2 separate regions of the Homo sapiens genome follow, and region 2 is linked to region 1. A link is a loop called in an ENCODE intact Hi-C map of the cell type or tissue named here. Cell type or tissue: IMR-90. All regions are shown on one strand.

Region 1 (2,500 bases):
CATTAATGCAAATTCTGTGTCATTTCTCCCTGATGATTCTTTGTCATTAGGGAAAGCTTTTTTTATGGAATTTTATTTATCTCCGTATCTAACAAACCCCTTCTCCGCCAACTTGGCGAAACCACTCACTGGCTTTTGCTTCTAGCCTTATGAAAACCACACCCTGAATTTAGGTAATAGTACACATTATCTAAATACTTCACTTTCCCCCCACCCTTTCAGGAACATAGCAGTCCTGCACTTCCACAACCCATTGAATTTAGGGTTGCCATTTGACTTGCTTTGGCCAATGAACAATGACTGCAAGTCGCTTAAGAATGAGGAACGGTGATTTCCAAAAGACATGCTGTACAGGCAAAAATGTATATGTCCACTGCAACATCAGAGTGCTTCTAACAAGCCATCTCTCAGCATGTCTCACTCCCACACAGAAGTATTCCCTAGTACATTTTGAGATTGTAGAATGTTATTGGAGCTAATTTCCTATTTGCCCTCATAAAGTTATTTGGAGATTTCACCTTTTGCTGTGTTAGTAATTTCAAAGAACAATGCTTTTTAATAATTACTGCAACTACCAGTTGTGTGTTACATGTGTAGTCACGTTTAAATGATCAAGAAGTACTTATATTTGAAAAATCTAGCTTCCCAAGATTAAAAAGTTAAATATGTCACAATTATCCGTCTTCTGTCGTGTATCTGTAATGATTTCAAAGGTAGGTTTTATAATCCCCTTTAAGATAGAAAAAAAAGTATTTGATAAATAAAAGGTTTGCTGACATTGCAGTTATTGCATTTAACAGCTTGGGCATATTCATTTCGTGAGGAAAGAGATGAAGAGTTTGAAAGGGCCTATAATAAAGTAGCAGTTTGATTTGTGTGGAGGATGATATCTCTGCTCTGTCTTAAATTAGTTCATTAATATGCCTAGATAGTATAAAGTTTGCAATTAAACATGATAAAAACACAAACAGTGCCATCTTTTGGACAATGCTTAAACTCAATGCACATATACAGACACACATACCTGTGTCAGGCTATGTATTCAATACCCACAAGCATTCATCACAGATGCCAGCAAGATCTTGTTTTTATCATTAATTAATCTCCAGAGTATTAAAGCTTTTATTGGCATTATAGGAATGCAAGCCACCATGCTTAACTTGCACCTGTTCAAATTACATGGAATAGCACGCTCAGATTGGCTTTCTAACATCTCCATGGAAATGCCACTGTGAACATGTGTTTATTTGATTCTTGGAGCACCTGAGGAAGGTTTTTTCCTTATTTAAGTTCCTATCTAAACCTAGGATGAGCTCTCCTTGCTTCTGGGGCCATGGCTTTGCTCTCACTGTGCAGGTATTATCCCAGCCTCTCCAAAAATAAAAAAGAAAAAGAAAGAAAATAAAACTAGGATGAAATCCATCTGGCTCAGGTGTCAGGTTTTGAAAAACAGGTGGATGGATGTCATGTATAAAAATAGAAATGCTATTGTTATTCTGCTTATAACTGTTATTCCTAACTGAAGTGAGAGAATAGACAAGAAAACGCTGTTTCCCAAAAACTCATTTTCTATTGAATAGTGCAGATCAGTTCAGTATGGGGCAATCTGAAAAGATGACCTACACATCAAGATGCCAGTATTTTAAAAGAGGAATTCCAAATTGTCATTCTAGTCAAGCATTTAATAACTATCTAGCATTATGCTAGAGACTCTGCATGAAGCTGTCCTGTGGCCCCTAAAATGATTGGGACAGTTATAGCTTGAAGACTTTGTAGGAGGAAAAATGTTTCAAAGAATGATTTTAAAGGAGTGTGGGATATAAAAACAAGATGGAGGTAATTTTGATGATGATGATAGCTAACATTTACTGGACATTTACCATGTGCTAGGTACTGTTTAAATATTGTACATGAATAAACTAATTTAACTCTCATGTCAATTTAATGAAGTAGATTTAACTGCATGTCAATTTAATGAAGCTAGATTTCTCCTCACCAAAGGAGAAACTGAGACAGAGAGGGGATTAGCAACTTGTCCCATGTCAAATAGTTAGTCAGCAACCACTTACTAAAGAATCTCAGGTCAAAGAAAACTGAAAAAATAGGGATTTGCCATGATGAAGTCGTAATGGACCAAAGCTAGGATCAGGGCATGAACATCAGATTCATTCACTCATTCATTCAACAAATACACAATTACTTCAACACCTATCCTCTGCCAGGTATCATTGTCATGGCAACGGATTGAACAAAACAAACTCCCTGGCATTGTACAGCTTGCCTTAGAGTGGGGCAGATACTACACAGAAACATACTATAACATCTTGAGGTGGTTAAAAAAGCAGAATAGAGTGAATGAATGCTTGGGGACACTGTGCTAGGCTCAAATGAATACAAGATGAAATAATTGGTACCTGCCCCTCAAAGCACTTTGAGCCTGATGAGGAACAGACAGACTCAGTGACTTGTGCTATGGGAGAGGAGAGCACAGGCTGCTTGG
Region 2 (2,500 bases), 390 kb before region 1:
CACTGTAACCCCAGCACTTTGGGAAGCTGAGGCAGGTGGATCACCTGAGGTCAGGAGTTCAAAATCAGCCTGACCAACATGGTGAAACCATGTCTCTACTAAAAATACAAAATTAGCCAGGCGTGGTGGTGCATGCCTGTAGTCCCAGCTACTTGGGAGGCTTGCTTGAACCCAGGAGGTGGAGGTTGCAGTGAGCTGAGATTGCACTATTGCACTTCAGCCTAGGCAACAAGAGCGAAACTCCTTCTAAAAAAAAAAAAAAAATTAAAAAACAAGTCTCAATAAATTTAAGAAAATCAAAATTATATCAAGTACTCTCTCGGACCACAGTGGAATAAAACTGAAAATCAACTCCAAAAGGAACCCTCAAAACCATGCAAATACATAGAAATTAAATAACCTGCTCCTGAATGATCTTTGGGTCAACAATGAAATCAAGATGAAAAATAAAAAAGTATTTGAACTGAACTGACATTAGTGACACAACCTACCAAAACCTCTGGGATAAAACAAAAGCAGTGCTAAGAGGAAAGTTCATAATATTAAATCAAAATGTATGTAATACATCAAAAATTCTGAAGGAGCACAAATAGACAATGTAAGGTCACACCTCAAGGAAAAAGAGAAACAAGAACAAACCAAACCCAAACCCAGCAAGAGAATAGAAAGAAGGATCAGAGAAGAACTAAAGGAAATTGAAACAGCAACAACAACAAAACAAAAGTGAAACAAAAACTGGTTCAGTTCTTTGAAAAGATAAGTAAAATTGGTAGACCCTTAGATTAACCAAGAAAAGAAGAGAGAAGATCCAAATACGCTAAATTAGAAATGAAACGGGAGATACTGAAGCAGCCTCGTTGTCTGGGGTAAATACCAAGGCTCTTGGTCGAACAGTCAAGGAGACGGAGGTCGCGAACACACACTACACACACAGACTTGAGTTTGGAGCAAAGTTGAATAGGCAAAAAGAAAGAACAGCTCTCCCTTGAAGAGATGGGTCCCGAGTGAGTTGCTTAGTAAAAATGTCAGGGTTTTTATAAATGGGCTAGTGAGGAGGGAGTTAGTGGCAGGTGGCGGGGGTGGTGCCAGTGAGGAGGGGATGTCTTATCCTCCTAGGGCCTGACGATTTAGTTGGGACCAGGTGTGCTATCTTTATAGAGCAGAGTTTTTTTTTTTATCAGCTCTCACTTTATTCCTGGATCACATGGGCAGACTTAGTCTGTGATGCCTTCTTTTGCTTATCTGAGAGGGAGAGTTTCTGTGTCTGTTCCCAGACATCTTCTTGCAGCTGCAGGCATCCCCCCAACACCCCTCCCCCACGACGTCTCCACCCCCACCTCCCCAAGTCCACTTTTAGCTTCTCTATCTTGATGTCCTAAAGGGAAAGGAATGTGCTTATTAAGGCCCACTGTTTTTACTGGGGCCCATTGTGAAGTTTGGTGATTACCCAGGAGACTCCCCGCCCTCCTTCTGTGCTCCAGGGGTTTATCTGTGATTTACAGCCTGATCTTTCAGGCTGCTTGTTTAGTTAGAGAAGTGATTTCTTTGAACTGCATGAGGTTAGAAGGGAGCTATTTCTGAGCTACTTTATGTTAGAAGGAAAGTTTTCTGCCAGGGACTCTCTTCTCCCCGTCTACCCAAATACTTTATTTCTATTTCCTATAACAATATTACAACCAATACCACAGAAATAAAAAGATCATTCAAGAGTACTATGAACACCCTTACACAGAGAAACTAGAAAACCTAGAGGAGATGGATAAATTCCAGGAAATATACAACCCTCCAAGATTAAACAAGGTAGAACTAGAAACTCAGAACATACCAATAACAATAAGTGAGACTGAAATGGTAATCAAAAAAACTGTCAACAAAAAAAAGTCCAGGACCAGATGGATTTACAGCTGAATTTTGTCAGACATTCAAAACAGAACTAGTACCAATCCTATTGAAAATATTCCAAAAGATAAACAGGGAATCCTCCCTAAATCATTCTATGAAGCCAGTTATCACCCTAATACCAAAACCAGGAAATGACATAACAACAACAAAATGAACACCTATAGACCAAAATCCCTGATGAACATAGATGCAAAAAACCTCAGCAAAATACTAACTAATCAAACCCAACAGCATATCAAAACAATAATCCACTATGATCAAGAGGGTTTCATACCAGGGATGCAGAGATAGTTTAACACACACAAGTGAATAAATGTGATATACTAAACAGAAGTGGAAACAACAATCACCCGATCATCTCAACAGGCACAGAAAAAGCATTTGACAAAATCCAGCATTCCATCATGATTAAAACTCTCAGCAAAATCAGGATAGAAGGAACATACCTTAGGGTAATAAAAGACAAACCCACAGCCAACATAATACTGAGTGGAGAAAAGTTGAAAGCATTCCTTCTGGGAACTGCAACAAGACAAGGATGCCCACTTACACCACTTCTATTCAACATAGTACTAGAAGTCCTAGCCAGAGCAATCAA

The links. Peaks named below come from ENCODE experiments on the same cell type or tissue, not always from the same donor. Only the 100,000 strongest peaks of a DNase experiment are listed, where the experiment ranks them.
Region 2: it touches region 1 in a loop (2.7-fold over the local background); 1 of 110 quality-filtered maps calls a loop at or near these places.

The regions. Positions count from the first base shown.
Region 1 is chr13:42,659,046-42,661,545 of GRCh38, reverse strand. No RefSeq gene overlaps it. Among named protein-coding and RNA genes, the nearest start is that of TNFSF11, 86 kb to the right of the region's middle. In IMR-90, a CTCF peak has its summit at 983 (motif pointing left); no DNase peak of the experiment used is centred here; H3K27me3 peaks cover 525 bases.
Region 2 is chr13:43,053,918-43,056,417 of GRCh38, reverse strand. All of the region lies in intron 1 of DNAJC15 (DnaJ heat shock protein family (Hsp40) member C15), which reads right to left. Among named protein-coding and RNA genes, the nearest start is that of DNAJC15, 32 kb to the right of the region's middle. RefSeq lists enhancers at 1,001-1,050, 1,181-1,340, 1,371-1,450. In IMR-90, no CTCF peak of the experiment used is centred here; a DNase peak (open chromatin) is centred at 1,387; H3K4me3 peaks cover 991 bases; H3K27ac peaks cover 1,377 bases.